Regions from separate parts of the Homo sapiens genome. Here regions 1 and 2 are each linked to region 3. Evidence: chromatin loops called from intact Hi-C (ENCODE). Cell type or tissue: psoas muscle. All regions are shown on one strand.

The links. Peaks named below come from ENCODE experiments on the same cell type or tissue, not always from the same donor. Only the 100,000 strongest peaks of a DNase experiment are listed, where the experiment ranks them.
Region 1: a loop joins it to region 3, with 8 times the contacts of the local background. A loop is called at or near these places in 8 of 110 quality-filtered maps.
Region 2: a loop joins it to region 3, with 3 times the contacts of the local background. A loop is called at or near these places in 19 of 110 quality-filtered maps.

What each region holds. Positions count from the first base shown.
Region 1 is chr2:197,009,862-197,014,861 of GRCh38, reverse strand. It overlaps ANKRD44 (ankyrin repeat domain 44), which reads left to right. Exons shown (of 28, transcript NM_001195144.2): 18 at 1,150-1,351. Among named protein-coding and RNA genes, the nearest start is that of PGAP1, 86 kb to the right of the region's middle. In psoas muscle, a CTCF peak has its summit at 2,628 (motif pointing left); no DNase peak of the experiment used is centred here.
Region 2 is chr2:197,422,383-197,427,382 of GRCh38, reverse strand. It overlaps SF3B1 (splicing factor 3b subunit 1), which reads left to right. Exons shown (of 25, transcript NM_012433.4): 2 at 3,409-3,575. Among named protein-coding and RNA genes, the nearest start is that of SF3B1, 10 kb to the left of the region's middle. In psoas muscle, no CTCF peak of the experiment used is centred here; no DNase peak of the experiment used is centred here; H3K27ac peaks cover 766 bases.
Region 3 is chr2:197,774,965-197,779,964 of GRCh38, reverse strand. It overlaps BOLL (boule RNA binding protein), which reads left to right. Exons shown (of 11, transcript NM_033030.6): 3 at 899-990; 4 at 2,852-2,906; 5 at 4,225-4,300. Among named protein-coding and RNA genes, the nearest start is that of BOLL, 7.9 kb to the left of the region's middle. In psoas muscle, a CTCF peak has its summit at 1,955; no DNase peak of the experiment used is centred here; H3K27ac peaks cover 1,052 bases.

The DNA.
Region 1 (5,000 bases), 770 kb after region 3:
CAATAAAAATTATCTTTCAGACTTTTAGTTTTGTTTTTTGATGGTACAAAGCATCATTTTTTGTTGTTTTTTTTTTTGGAGACAGAGTCTTGCTCTGTCACTCAAGCTGGAGTGCAGAGTCGTGATAATAGCTCACTGCAACCTCCGCCTTGGGTTCAAGCAATTCTCCTGCCTCAGCCTCCCGAGTAGCTGGGATTACAGGCACCGCCACCATGCCTGCTAATTTTTGTATTTTTAGTAGGGACGAGGTTTCACTATTTTGGCCAGACTGGTCTCGAATGCCTGACCTCAAGTGATCCACCCGTCTCGGCCTCCCAAAGTGCTGGGATTATAGGTGTGAGCCACCGTGTCTGACAAGCCTCTTAATCTTAACATAGCTTAGGACCTCATAAAAGGTCTGAACTTAGTGCTGCTACATGGAGTGTATTTCCATAATTGTTTCTATAATGAAATGTTTTTCATTGTAATCAGGGGAAGAAATAAAGGAGAAAAGAGGCACTAGCTACATGCAAGATATTTTGCAAAGCCTATGCAATTTCATCTTCACAGCAACCCTAGGAGGCAGCTTTGATTGCTCTCATCTTATACATGAAGAAACAAACTCTAAGTGAAATTAAGAAACTCACCTAAGGTCACACAGTTAGAAATTAGTATAGAATTGGCCTATAACAGAACATCTACATGCCTCTGTTGTATCTCAAAGTCCACAATGTTTTTAGTAATTTTTCCCCCAGGTTTGTTATCAGAAAAGACTCCTGGAAAAAAATTCTGATTATGCCAATATGTTTAGGACTGAACTGACAGATAAAAGAATATGGTAATTCATTCAGCTGTTAGTTTATATTAGATGATTAGATCAGTAGATATAAATATAAGAATACATTAATACATTCAGTGTCTTTGGAGCAAATTATGTGACAAAAGAGAAAGAACACGAAACTCATATGGAACTGTGAGGTTTGTGCATTGTAGTGTTTCAGTCTAACTCTCCAGCTTGCCTGAGTTTTAATAAATATTCCAAGTGTTTTTCTGACGTGCTCTTGGGAGTGGTCTCTATCCATGGCCCAGGAAGCCCAGCCCCTCCTGTGGACTGTGGCGGGATTTGAGGTGAGCGAGCAAGCATGGGAGCCATTGGTTTCTTCTTTGCAGGCCTACAATGGGCACCATCAAGCCTTGGAAGTCCTTCTGCAGTCGTTGGTGGACCTGGACATCAGGGATGAGAAAGGCCGCACTGCTCTGGATCTGGCTGCCTTTAAAGGACACACAGAATGTGTGGAAGCGCTTATCAATCAGGGCGCATCCATCTTTGTGAAAGACAATGTAACCAAAAGAACCCCACTTCATGCCTCAGGTAGGTCTTGTCAAGGGCCTGATTACCCTAGTTTTGTGGCTTGTTCGTAAGTTTTAATAGAAGGAAAGCAGCATCTTCTTTCATCCCAGTTTTTTAAATATCAATTTTCTTTCCACATCAGATGCACTTCCACACTTCCAAAATGCTTTTGGCCTGCTATCCTCTTGGAGGTGATTGGTGTTCTCTGGCCAGGTGCTCTGGCCTTGTTAACTCAAAAGAGAGTTCAGAACTTTTGGCTAAAAGCTACCACAAAACATTCTGAACAAAGGGCAAGGTGTAATGCAATCTTCAGAACAAGTTACATAGAACAAAATACATCAAAATCAAACAGTATTTGAAAGCATAAAACCAATAGCAGGTTTTATGGCTATTTCATATTCATATTAATGTATTCAGGGCTATTTCGCATAAGGAATCATAAGGCAGCAATCAGTACATCATTCTGCCAGCCTAAATGATGTTTCTTAGCTTTTTTACACATCGATGTAAAAATCAAGACGCTTTAAAAGTACATGTATATATCAAAAAGAAAGTCATTTGCCTTTTCTGGGATTTTTCTTCCATGCCCATGAAAACCTGTGTCAAGACACTTCTAGATATATACACAGACATAAGGGTAATATGGAAGAGTCTCTAGCTCAGCTAAGGCATAGATATCTTTGGCTCAGGAAATCCAGTGATATCAGCCTTTGATTAGGGTAGTAGATAACATTTTGTAACGATAAATAACTGTCTTACTTGGTGAAATGGGTGTATTGAGGAAGCAAATAAGTGAAGATACTTTTTCAAAAGACTTTATGATTCTTGTTACTTGGGAAAATTTTCCCAGAATGATAGACCTTGTAAAAAACTATTTCCATCTATGTCCCTGAATTTCCAAGCCACTGAAGAAAAACAATACAGAGGTTGAAAAAACCTAATTGTTGCCTACTTACTTGGAAATGATTGTTGCTGGAAAAAAAAAAAACGTTAGCCATAAGGTTAGTAATAGTTGGTGTGGTTGAATTATAAATTCTCATTTCTCATCACATTTAGTCTTTTTTCTCCCCAGCCATTCTTGTTATTATTATAAAATTCAAATTTTGTCCTCCTTTTTAAAAGATTAGTTGCTATTTTTAAGAGAAGCATCCTATTTTTGTTATTATATAATTCCTGACAATTACAAAGGGCCTACTTTGATTGTGGAAAATCGCCCTTATAAACAGGTAAACAATGAAGAACAATCATTTTCACTCATTTGCCAGTGTGATATGGGTTGTGGTCCAGTGAAGCCCCCTAGTGGTCAAGAAGACTCAGTCAGCTTGGATTTTCCTCCTGTCATTCACTAAAAAGACACTGTCACTGGACTGTTCACAAAATGTCTACTGTGCAGAAGCTTTAGCGTGTGCTTTGAGGATCTGCTTACCCAAAATCTTTTTCAACTTTTTTGAGAGGCCAATATTTTGAGTTTCAAATCCTCAGAGCACTATGAGGAGCAAGAGCCAGGACGAGTATGAGAGGTTTTGGCACAGATAGTTGGAGTGACAGTTTGTAGTCTTTGAGTCGTGTGAAAAATGGTTGTCACTCATAGGAAGAGGCTGAGCTGGTCTGAGACAAAGCTGAACTTGGCAGCAGAGCTAAAGATGTTAGCATCTTTTTGCTAGAAGGCAATTTGGGGAAAAAGAAATGTAGTGTGTAGGAAGCCAAAGAGAATTTAAGTTTGGCTACCAACTTCAGGGGAACTTAGATTTACCTGAGGGGCTGGGCGCAGTGGTTCATGCCTGTAATCCCAGCACTTTGGAAGGCCGAGGAGGGCAGATCACCTGAGGTCAGGAGTTCGAGACCAGCCTGGCCAACAAGGTGAAACCCCATCTCTTCTAAAAATACAAAACTTAGCTGGGCATGGTAGTGTGCATCTGTAGTCCCAGCTACTCGGGAGGCTGAAGCAGGAGAATCGCTTGAACCCAGGAGGCAGAGGTTGCAGTGAGCCGAGTTCACGCCACTGCACTCCAGCCTGGGCAACAGAGCTAGACTCTACCTCAAAAAAAAAAAAAAATACCTGAGGGCTATTAGCTAAGTTCAAAAAGCTACTGTACCAAAAAACAAAACAAAACAAAACAAAAGCACAACTGTAGAAACTGTTTTGCTATCTAACACATTGGGTGAGTTATATGAAGTTAGATAATTTTTTTCTTCTTATGTTTAGCCAAATATCAAATGTCACTTGAACTATTATGATTATGACTATTTAGAGTATTAAGTTGCTACAGAAAGAGGAACCAGTCAAAATATGCTGTTTTTCCATGTTCATGAACCTGCCATCTGCAGTATTCAGCTGTCAGTCCTTTGCCAGTCATTTCCTTTTAGCCATACATTAAACTTCTTGCCTACTTCACCAATGGTAGCAGATTTAGTGTAATTGTAAGAACAAAAAACATAACAGCAGCAGCAACGACATATTACCTGTACTCCAATCCACAGAATTTCCTCCCGAGATACATAAATGGAATGTTGCTGAGAATTAGCTGAATGCAATGGTCTACAAAATGTGCACATTATTCCTGTAGTTCATTTGAGTGCTGTTGATGAATGCAAGCTAATTCCAGTATGTATGTATTGTCCCTGAAAAAATGTGTCATTGTTAAATTAGCATTCTCTCGTGGCTGGCAAGCAAATAAAAGGTCTGTAAAATGCAGCTCTTAGGAGAGCCTTTATCAACCTCACATAGCGGCGTCTATTCCCTTCTCTCTCCACATCCATAATGTGGCAAATACAATGTACTTTGTGGCCTTCTCATTGTTAGAGAGGAGAGAAGGTCACATTTGGAATTTTAACCACGGTTGCTCTCATCTTACTCCCTGAGTGGGAAGTCATGCCTATCATAAGGCTTTGGTTTGCGTTCAATAGCCTGGCAGAAAGCAGCTTACCCTGAGGTTATCATCACAGGTTTGCTTCCCAGCCCCTGTGGGACCACTACAGCCTTCTAAAGCTGCCTGGAATTGGTGTGCACAGGAGTGCATCCAGTGCTCCCGCCCCAGCCGGTCCAGGCCTGCCCCGCATGGGGGCCGCATTTCCTGCCCACATTGGCCCCCACTCGGTCCGCTGGGCGAGGAGGGGCAGGGGGAGGCCCAGTCTGGCCTAGGAAAGGGCTCCCAGGGAGCCCAGTCACACCTCGGCCAGGCACGAGGATGCCTGGGAAGTCAGAGAAAGCGCCGCCTGTGGCTCGGTGACCGTGGGGCTGAGGGACCGTCACTCAACAGTGAGCGGATGGAGCGTGCACACCCAGCCGGCGTGAGGTTTTGTTTTCTGCCACCACCCATCAGTCAGAGCTATTGCAGGAATACCTCTTCTGAATATCTACCTCAGAATGTAAAACGACCTGGGAGAAGAGGCGGCCCCAGGTCCCTACTCCCTTCCCTTCTGACCGTCTCCCCTCTCCCCTCCACTTCTCTCCTTCCTTCCTCGCCTTCCTCCTCCTCCTCCATCCTGCTCCTGCTCCCCTCACACTTCCACTCCCTTCTCTCCCTTCTTCCTTCTTTTTAAAGGGGTTGGAGGCAGGGTAGATACAGTATGATTATATGGAATTGGGTGACTCAGAGGAACAAAAAGGGGAGCTGACTAGTGGGGAGAGATTATTAGTCCCATGACAGGAGATAAGAAAGGACCCCAA
Region 2 (5,000 bases), 350 kb after region 3:
GTTTGCAGTGTGTTAACAAAGCCCATTAAGCTGTTTGGACTTTATATCTATAGTTTCCAGCAGACAGAAAACAATGCCTGATTTGCATATAAACATTTAATTGTACTGCCTATAAGAAGTTCAGTAATATACTCACCTTAGGATTAATTAACTACAAACAGCTGCCTAGCCCCAGGAGATTTTGGGCTGGGTAATTTTGTTACTAAATTTTAATAAGAACCTAGTCATGATTTACATAGATTTCATACCAACACTATTTCAGTACTTTATGAACCTTTGTAATTGGAAAACTCTGATGCTAATCAGCAGGTACATAAAATCAATAGTTAAAATTCAGTAGCTGAAATTAGTTCCAGAATAAGTGTTATCCAAATGAGAAACTAGTTGCTGAAACTTCAGGATGGAAAAGTTGTTTAGATGGAAAATAAGAGAGATGCCTGATAAGGGGGAAAAAGCAAGTTGCACAATATGTGTAGTGTGCAGTTTTTATAAAACAGCACCCCTTTCCTGTTTTTTAGTTGTGTATGAGGTAGAGAAAAGTATAAAATGATGCTCTAAATTGGAAAATTTGGTAGGGGTGGGCTGGGGTTGGAAATGGGAGGGGTGAAGGGCCAGGTAAAATAGTTTCCTAGGGTGTTTGTTAATGATGCAGAATCCTGGGCTTCACAGCCTGAGTTGGAGTTTCAGAGTTAGTGTATCCAAGACCTAAGGTTCTACCTTTGTAACAGGTGCACCAGGTCATTTCTTTGTAGGTGGTCCTTATACTAGACTAATGCTGTAGAGGAGATTGCAGACTATTTCTCCTGATTCATCCATTTGTTTCTTACCTAAATCCTCATGGAAGTAGCATTTGTGGTCCTTTTACAAAAACCTATTTAGGTAAAAGTGATAAATGCACCTGTGGTTTAAAAAAAAAGCCTGAAGCTGGGCGTGGTGGTGGGCATCTATAATCCCAACTATTTGGGAGGCTGAGGCAGGAGAATGGCTTGAACCTGGGAGGCGGAGGTTGCAGTGAGCCGAGATCCAGCCACTGCACTCCAGCCTGGGCAACAAGAGCAAAACTCCGCCTCAAAAAAAGAAAAGAAAAGAAGATGCCCGAAGGGGGTGGGAGTGGGGCAAATGTAGATTAAATTTTTCAAAATATGAAACTACAAACAGAAACAAAAGTAGAGATCATAGTAAAAAGAACCACCCTGCTCATGTGAGGATATTTCTGGCTGCCTGGGCTGCTATAATGGTTTGGGGACAAAGTAACATCTGTGCATGTAGTGGTGCTGTGTAACACAACACACTATAATAATTTTGAGATCCGATCACAACTGGGGCTGCTAAACTCAGCATTAAAACTATTCTATCATTTTGAGTTTCTTTCTTTCTGTTTGTTTCTGAGACAGTCTCTCTCTCATCCAGGCTGGAGTGCAGTGGCAGCAATCGTGGCTTACTGCAGCCTTGACCTCCTGGGCTCAAACAGTCCTCCCACCTGAGCCCCCTAAGTGGCAGGGGACTATAGGTTTGCCACCATACCTGGCTAATTTTAGTATTTTTTGTAGAGATAGGGTTTTGCCATGTCGCCCAGGCTGGTTTTGAACTCCTGGGCTCAAGTGATCCGCCCACCTCAGCCTTCCAAAGTGTTTGGATGACATGCGTGAGCTACCGCGTCTGCCTCCAGTTTGTGAGACGTGCTCCTGTTCCTTTCTTATGTGGAAATGTGACCCAGCCGTGCCTTAGACTAGATAAGGACATTTTGTTATCCTGCACATCTATCTTGAGGAACTATAGAGGGCTTTCTCCCTTAGCTGGGGGGGTGGGAGGTTTTGCAAATACAGGATGCTATTTGAATCTTTATCTTTTGATTCATGCAGCTAGCAATTGAGCTTTTTTATTTTTTATTTGATTTATTTATCTATTTATTTTTTGAGACGGAGTTTCGCTCTTGTCGCCCAGGCTGGAGTGCAATGGCGTGATCTCGACTTACTGCAACCTCCACCTTCCGGGTTCATGTGATTCTCCTGCCTCAGCCTCCCGAGTAGCTGGGATTACAGGCGCCTGCCACCATGCCCGGCTAATTTTTGTATTTTTAGTAGAGACGGGGTTTTAGCACATTGGCCAGGCTGGTCTTGAACTCCTGACCTCAGGTGATCTGCCCACCTCGGCCTCCCGAAGTGCTGGGATTGCAGGTGTGAGCCACTGCGCCCGGCCTAATTTTTATTCATTTATTTATTTATTTGAGATGAGTTTTGCTCTTTGCCCAGGCTAAAGTGCAGTGGCACGTGATCTCGGCTCACTGCAGCCTTGGCCTCCCGGGTTCAAGCAGTTCTGCCTCAGCCTCCTGAGTAGCTGGGACTAGAGGCGTGCGCCATTACACCTGGCTAACTTTGTATTTTTACTGGAGAGGAGGTTTCACCATCTTGGCTAGGCTGGTCTCGAATGCCTGACTTCAGGTGATCCGCCCGCCTTGGCCTCCCAAAGTGCTGGGATTATAGGCGTGGACCACCGCGCCCGGCCAGCAAGTAAGCTTTTTAAAAGTGCCTGGTGTCAAAGGGCTTAATTCAGCATGGGCTGGCAAGAATTTAAACAGCTATTTGTCAGGCCATGGAAATCTTTTGCAATCGAAACTATTTCTTTATACATCTATGTATTATTTAGATTATTAAAACAAAACATTACTTTGCAAAATTAACCTGGTGTCAGGAAAGACTACAAAATGGAAGACTAGTCTGTATTTAAAGAAGAGCAAAGAGTGACAACTAAATGCAGTGTATGGTGCTTGATTGGATCATGGGTTAAAAAAGAATCTATAGAAGCTGTTACTAGGGCAACTGGGGACATTTTAAGCTAGGTTATATGTTTGTTAGATGATATTTTGTCACGGTTTTTTTTTTTTTTTTTGAGAGATAGAGTCTTGCTCTGTCACCCAGGTTGGAGTGCAGTGGTGTGATCTGCAACCTCCGCCTCCCGGGTTAAAGTGATTCTCCTGCCTCAACTTCCCAAATACCTGGGACTACAGGTGCATGCCCCCACGCCCAGCTACTTTTTGTATTTTTTAGTAGAGACGGGGTTTCGCTATATGTTGGCCAGGTTGGTCTCGAACTCCTGACCTCAAGTGATCGCCCACCTCCTCCTCCCAAAGTGTTGGGATTATAGGCGTGAGCCACAGCACCCAGATCTGCCCACCTCATCCTCCCAAAGTGTTGGGATTGTAGGCGTGAGCCACATGCCCAGCCTATCATGGTTTAATTTCTAGAGCTTGCTTACGCTGTTGTGATTACTAGTCTCTTATATGGTGCAATTATTGTACATTTTCTGTATTTAAGAGAGTATTTTGATAATTACCTAGTAAAGAAATGCATTGTGTTGGGAGTTCTTTTGGAAAGTGAAATTAAGAAAGTCTGTGTTATCTTTTTATAGATATTGAAGCACAGATTCGAGAAATTCAAGGCAAGAAGGCAGCTCTTGATGAAGCTCAAGGAGTGGGCCTCGATTCTACAGGTTATTATGACCAGGAAATTTATGGTGGAAGTGACAGCAGATTTGCTGGATACGTGACATCAATTGCTGCAACTGAACTTGAAGATGTAAGTTACAAATTATGTACAAGAGGCAGTTATTTTTTTGAGAGAGCAAGAAATATGAATAACTTTTGTTGCAGCCATCTGGTTTAATCTGGAGAAACATTTTTGGGATCTTTTAGAGGATAAAACTACTGGAGGTATCCTCTCTAAGGTTCAGAAACTTCACTGGAAATGCTTTGTTCTGAGAATTTATGGTAAAGACTAGTTTGTTTATCCAGTGAAGCACCTGCCAGCCATTACCTTTATAAAGTTAAGAGTAAAGTAAATCCCTACCATTACTTATCAGCTCTATCTAGAGTAGCCTGTGTGAGAAGTGACTTAATTGTAAATAGCCATCTGTCCTTGTGATTTGATTACTGACTTGTACTTGATACTGTTTTTCTCCTCTTGGTATCTTAATGTGAATGGATTTTCTTTTCTTATCTTTTTTTTTTTTTTTTTGAGACAGTCTCACCTGTCATCCAGGCTTGAGTGCAGTGGACTGCAACCTCCGCCTCCCGGTTTCAAGTGATTCTCCTGCCTCAGCCTCCCAAATAGCTGGGATTACAGGCGCCTGCTACCATGCCTGGCTAATTTTTGTATTTTTAGTAGAGATGGGGTTTTGCCATGTTGGCCAGGCTGGTCTGGAACTCATGCCTTCAGGTGATCCACCTGCCTTGGCCTCCCAAAGTGCTGCGATTACAGGCTTGAGCCACTGCGCCCAGCCTGGAATTTTTCTTAGTACTGATATTGATGAGCTTTTCATGTCTGTTTGAATTCCTATGGAGGAGGACTGCCTTTCATTTTGAAATCTGTTCCCTCAAAGCATTTTTTATGTATTCCAGGTAGCTTATATTTTATCAGACCATTCCAAACTCCAAATTTGGTGATTCAGTTACAGATAAATTTTATTTTATGTATATAGATTATCAAACTGGTTTTTTTTTTTCGTCTCACTCTGTTGCCCAGGCTGGAATGCAGTGGTGCAATCTTGGCTTACTGCATGCTCCGCCTCCAGGGTTCATAGCATTCTCCTGCCTCAGCCTCCCGAGTAGCTGGGACTACAGATGCCTGCCACCAAGTCCGGCTAATTTTTTGTATTTTTAGTAGAGACGGGGTTTCACCGTGTTAGCCAGGATGGTCTCGATCTCCTGAGCTCGTGATCCACCTGCCTCAGCCTCCCAGAGTGCTGGGATTACAGGCGTGAGCCACCGCGCCTGGTTATTTTTTATTTTTTTTTAATTTTTGGATAGGTGATGTATATTTCTTTTTTTATTATTATTATACTTTAAATTCTAGGGTCCATGTGCACAATGTGCAGGTTACGTATGTATACATGTGCCATACTGGTGTGCTGCACCCATTAACTTGTCATTTACGTTAGGTATATCTCCCAATGCTATCCCTCCCCCCTACCCCCACCCCATGACAAGCCCCGGTGTGTGATGT
Region 3 (5,000 bases):
TGTAAGTAGTGAGGTGGCAGTTGAACTCAAAAGGCATAGCTCTGCACTAAGGCATGTCTTTTTGCAGTGTATATAAAGAAATTTTTTTCTAGAGAAAAGTTACTCTTGTAGACAAACAGTTACAGCTAAACCAGGAAATGAAATTGCAATGAATTTAGTGTCAGTATTCTGAGAAAAGGTGATATGAGTCTATTATCAGACTATTTCAATTAAAAAAACAGACATGCCAAAACCATCTTTGTAGACACCTTGTATGCTTTAAATCTAATTATGATTCCAATTTTTATTTTATTATCAAAACAATGTCTGAATTTAGCTGAAATGTATATTGAGTACAGATAAGGAATCTAATAACTTTAAATCTTATAGTCACTCCATTGTTCTCACAGTTGAGTTCAAGCACTTTTGGAAATACATTCCTTTCCTAAAACTGACTTAGGAAAGGAGTTCCTGAGACTACTGATTAAAATAGAATGACTGGTGTAGGCCAACACAACCTAGTTCCACTGCCATGACTGTCTCTGAGCCACAAGAGCCAAAATAGTATTGTACCCTTACTATGGAAATAGCATTCCTAATCCAAATTGGCTTTTTAAAAACTGGCCAGCTAGAGAACAAGAATCATTTAAAGATTTCTTTAAATAGTGAGTTTTGTAGTTTTAAAATAATTCAGCTTACATTTTTATTGGCATATGGTAATTTAACAACATAGCTATTGCATAAAGCAAGATATTTACCTTGATTTTAATCACCTAGTGGTTTATGCACTGTTTTGATGATGAGAGGCATTTTTCATGCATCTTATCTATAACTTTTTCTGTCTCCAGAGCAAGCATGAGAATTATTCATCTTTTATCAACTAAAAATGCTTTTTAACGTTTTCTTTTTATGCCATTAGACAAACGAAAGTGATTTAAGAAAATTTTTTTCCCAGTATGGGTCTGTGAAAGAAGTGAAGATTGTAAATGACAGAGCTGGAGTATCCAAAGGGTTAGTATCACTATAGATTGTCTATGGAATTAGCAACTCTATTTTCATTGGATGACTAGGTTTTGTACGCCAGTTTACTTTGGTTCCATTTTCCAGCAGAGACCATCATGCCCTCTTCTTTCCTCCTACCTTTTGATTTCCTTGTGTGTGTGTGTGTGTGTGTGTGTGTATTTTGGAGGGAGGAGACACTGTAATATTTCTTAATTTGTTGAGAAGTTATTCTTGCATGGGTGGAGGGACCATTCAGTGGTAGGCAGCAAGCACTTAATGTAAGTAGCAGATGTACATTAGCTGAGGAATGAGAAGCAAAAGGAATCAGATTCTTTTGGAATTGTATCCCTGCTTTAGGCCATAGAGAGCTTTATTTGAAAACAGCTGACACCAAGAAATGTCTGTAGGTTGTGCCTCAGAGACCTAATTAGGGGACCAGTATGAGAAATATAATTCTAGTGAGAATGATTTTTAATTGCTATATCAATGATAATGAAAATTGAGAAGAAAGTAATAGACTGTGTCTTTAAATGTGTATAGAGCTGTTTCAGTGGAATGCTATGTGTACAAAGCCAAATTTCAGAAAGGAAAAAGATAGTTTACATAGTACACTCACTTAAGGAGTTGGACTGCAAAGTTAAAAGAAAATAGATAAGGCAGTAAAGTATTGTATTTACTTTCTTGAAAGAGAGACGAGACATACATATTTATAGGCATAAGAAAAGGGACCCATTGAGGTGGTATTGGTGAGAAACAACATTCGACAGATGGATATGCTGGAAGAGATGGGATTCTACAGAAAGGTTATTTATAAACAGATGAGATACTTCCTCAGAATGCCAAACAATATTAAGGTGAAGTGAGATTTACCTCTTTTGTTTGACTAACAGAATTTGCTATGTTTTGGTAATACCATTTTTTAATCATTGGAAAACATACATGGAAATGTAAATGTAAACTGTATTTTATGCCTTTTCCACTGGGTGGCGTGTGTGTTCTACCAAAAAAATAGCGTAAAACTAATTCCTTAACTTTTTAATGTTTGGGCAAATAGATAAAGAGAAATTCCTTTGTTTAAAAGAAGAAACTTTGTATATGATCCAGTAATTATGAATTGAAGAAAATAGTGAAGATATTTAGCATTACTCAGAAGAGTTTACTTAAGTTATCTAAATAGCAATTATGTTTTGAGAGATACATTTTTTCTTTCTTTTGTTACTTTTTTCTCTACCTATTGTGGCTTTTTGGACATGGAGCACATCATTTATGTGTATTTGTATCTTCAACATTATATGAATTGTGCTTGAAGTTAATTATGTATGAAAAACAGATGTGAAATCTGGGTTGTACATATTTTTAATTGATATTGTTTGGGAATATACTAATAATTACATTATCAGTTATATGTGCTAATAATAATAATTAAATAATACATTTACATTGTCATTCACCAATATAAGAAATTTTATTGTGTTGAAATTTTAAATTTTTTAGTTATTTTTCTACTTTGATTTCTCTTAGCCAAACTTCTATTAGTTTAAAAGGAGATTATTGCTCTGGATTGAAATTTATTGCATCCCCAATTTTTAAGCAACAGCATGAATCTCTTGTGCTTTTCTTTCCTGCATACAGCTGAGAGCTGAAGCTGTTTCAAGATCTCAGGGGTTTTTTTTCTTTTAGTTCCTGACTAAAAGTGACAGTGTTAGGCTGTGAATGATTCTTCTAAGATTCCCATGCTAGTGCAGCATAGAAACATGCCTACTCCTACAGTGGCCGATGATTTAAAAACAAAATTTTTAAACATTTTAATATAATTAATATAACATTCTAAGAAAATGATTAATTAGTAATAATTAATGCATTTATTTAGGTATGGTTTCGTCACTTTTGAAACACAAGAAGATGCACAAAAAATTTTACAAGAGGTATGATCTTTTGGTGTATTTAACTTCATTTCTGGAAATTTTGTATTTGAAACTAATCTTTTCGGGGTTCAAATACAATAATCAACTGCTTTTTAAAAAAGGTTTGCATCTTAAGATTGGCATTGGTCTCTAGGAAACTTAATCTGCAGAAGAGCAAATTCCAAAATCACTACAAGTATGGTTGTGAAACTGTAATATAATGTTTCGCTTTATTTACTTAAATTAAGAACTTGGGGATATATCTTTTGCGAAGTGTTAATAGCATTTTGAATGTTTAAAAAACACTACAAATGTGGATTCCAACAGTGAGGTTATCTGAGATGATTTCCCTCCTGTGAAAAACATTATATAAACTAAGAATATTCACAGAAAAAAAGCCTATAGCCAGCAATTCAGTGTAATAACTTTAAGTTAAGGCAAATATAACATTTAACTTTTTTAGAAAAAAAGTAGAATTTGAATTGTATGTTATTAAAATCAAATACAGTCAATTCTTGTTATTTGTGGCAGTTATGTTCTCTAACATTGCTAGGAACACTGAATTAGCAAATGCTGAACTCCTCTTTCTAGGGGAAGTACAAGGTAATGTTCCCAAGAACCTCTGGTCACAATATTGCCATCAACCTATCAATATATAACCTTGTTTTATATGGTTTTCCATTTAAAGGCATCATATATAACAGATTACTGGTTCATTAACATTGAAGCCATGGCCAATAGCACTATAATTCATGCTTGAATTAAGCACATCTAATATATATATTCTCCATAATGCCTATGACAGTCTTCTTGTGCTAGCCAGCACTTCAACAATACACATGGGGGCCATTTTAAATAGCCAAATCACCAACAAAAAGCACAAAAATGGAGAAAACATGGCACTAAATAGAAAGCTCTCTCTTAGAGTATGAGCACTGGAACAAGAAGAAAGAATATCGCCTTATTTGACCTCAACTGGGAGCATGCGCATCAGGCTACTCAAATTTTCCGCCGCTCTTCACGTGTCCACTAATAACCTCAAAATTGCCACAAATATTAATTTTAGGATTACAAGTAAATTTTAGCAAGTAGGCAAATTCACAAATACAGAATCCATGAGTAATGAGGATTGACTGTATTACAAATGGAGAAAATGGGGAATTGCGGTCAGACCCAGATCTATTTCAGTCTGAAGACGGCTCTTTCCCACTATTCCTTGCTGCTTTGAAAGAATATTATAGTCTGAATTTTTGAAATTCTTTCTAACTAGTTTTTCCTTATTGATTTTATAAATAATAGTGCTAAAATAATAAAATAATTTCTTTTTTCTTTATTTTAGGCTGAAAAACTTAATTATAAGGATAAGAAGCTGAACATTGGTCCAGCAATAAGAAAACAACAAGTAGGGATCCCTCGTATGTATTGAGAACTAATGTATTTTTAAATATTTTTGCATGGTTCTTTTTTGAAATATAAGACTTTTTATAGAACTTTATTAAAAGATCATGTTTCTTTCATCTAATAAAGTTATTTTAGCAAAGTTGGTGGAAAAACTGAATATTTTTGCCACAAAATAATATATCTCAATTTTTTTGGCTGGGAAAAAATTTATATACATAAAGATGCTTAAGTATATTCCATGTAGTTACATCATTAAAGGAAAAAAAATCTTTCGTGATGAAAATATCATTTAATATAGCAAAAGTAATTAGAAGTAATTTAATAATTTAGACTTACTAATGAGAAAAATTTTAATTAGAAACTAATTTAAAATTAATCAGAGTAAAAATATTGAAAGTGAAAACATAGAACTAATATCAGAAACTCGCTGCATGCTGTGTACTGTAACCCAGCCAGGTGTGTCATAATTTTCAGGGGGACAATCCCTAAAGCTTTAGGAATTGGCTAAATTATGTATCTACCTTCCTCAAATTTCTCTAATGCTTTCAATTCTATCTTTCCTCACTCTTTCTACTTATTAAGTTAGGCATCTTTATAGTTAACTTTTTACCTTTAATATTTATTAAAATTCCTAACAGTCTTTGGCTAGAAGGAGAAATGTGATGTAAAATTTATAACTAACTTATTTTCCCTTAGCCACATCCTAGTGTCTAC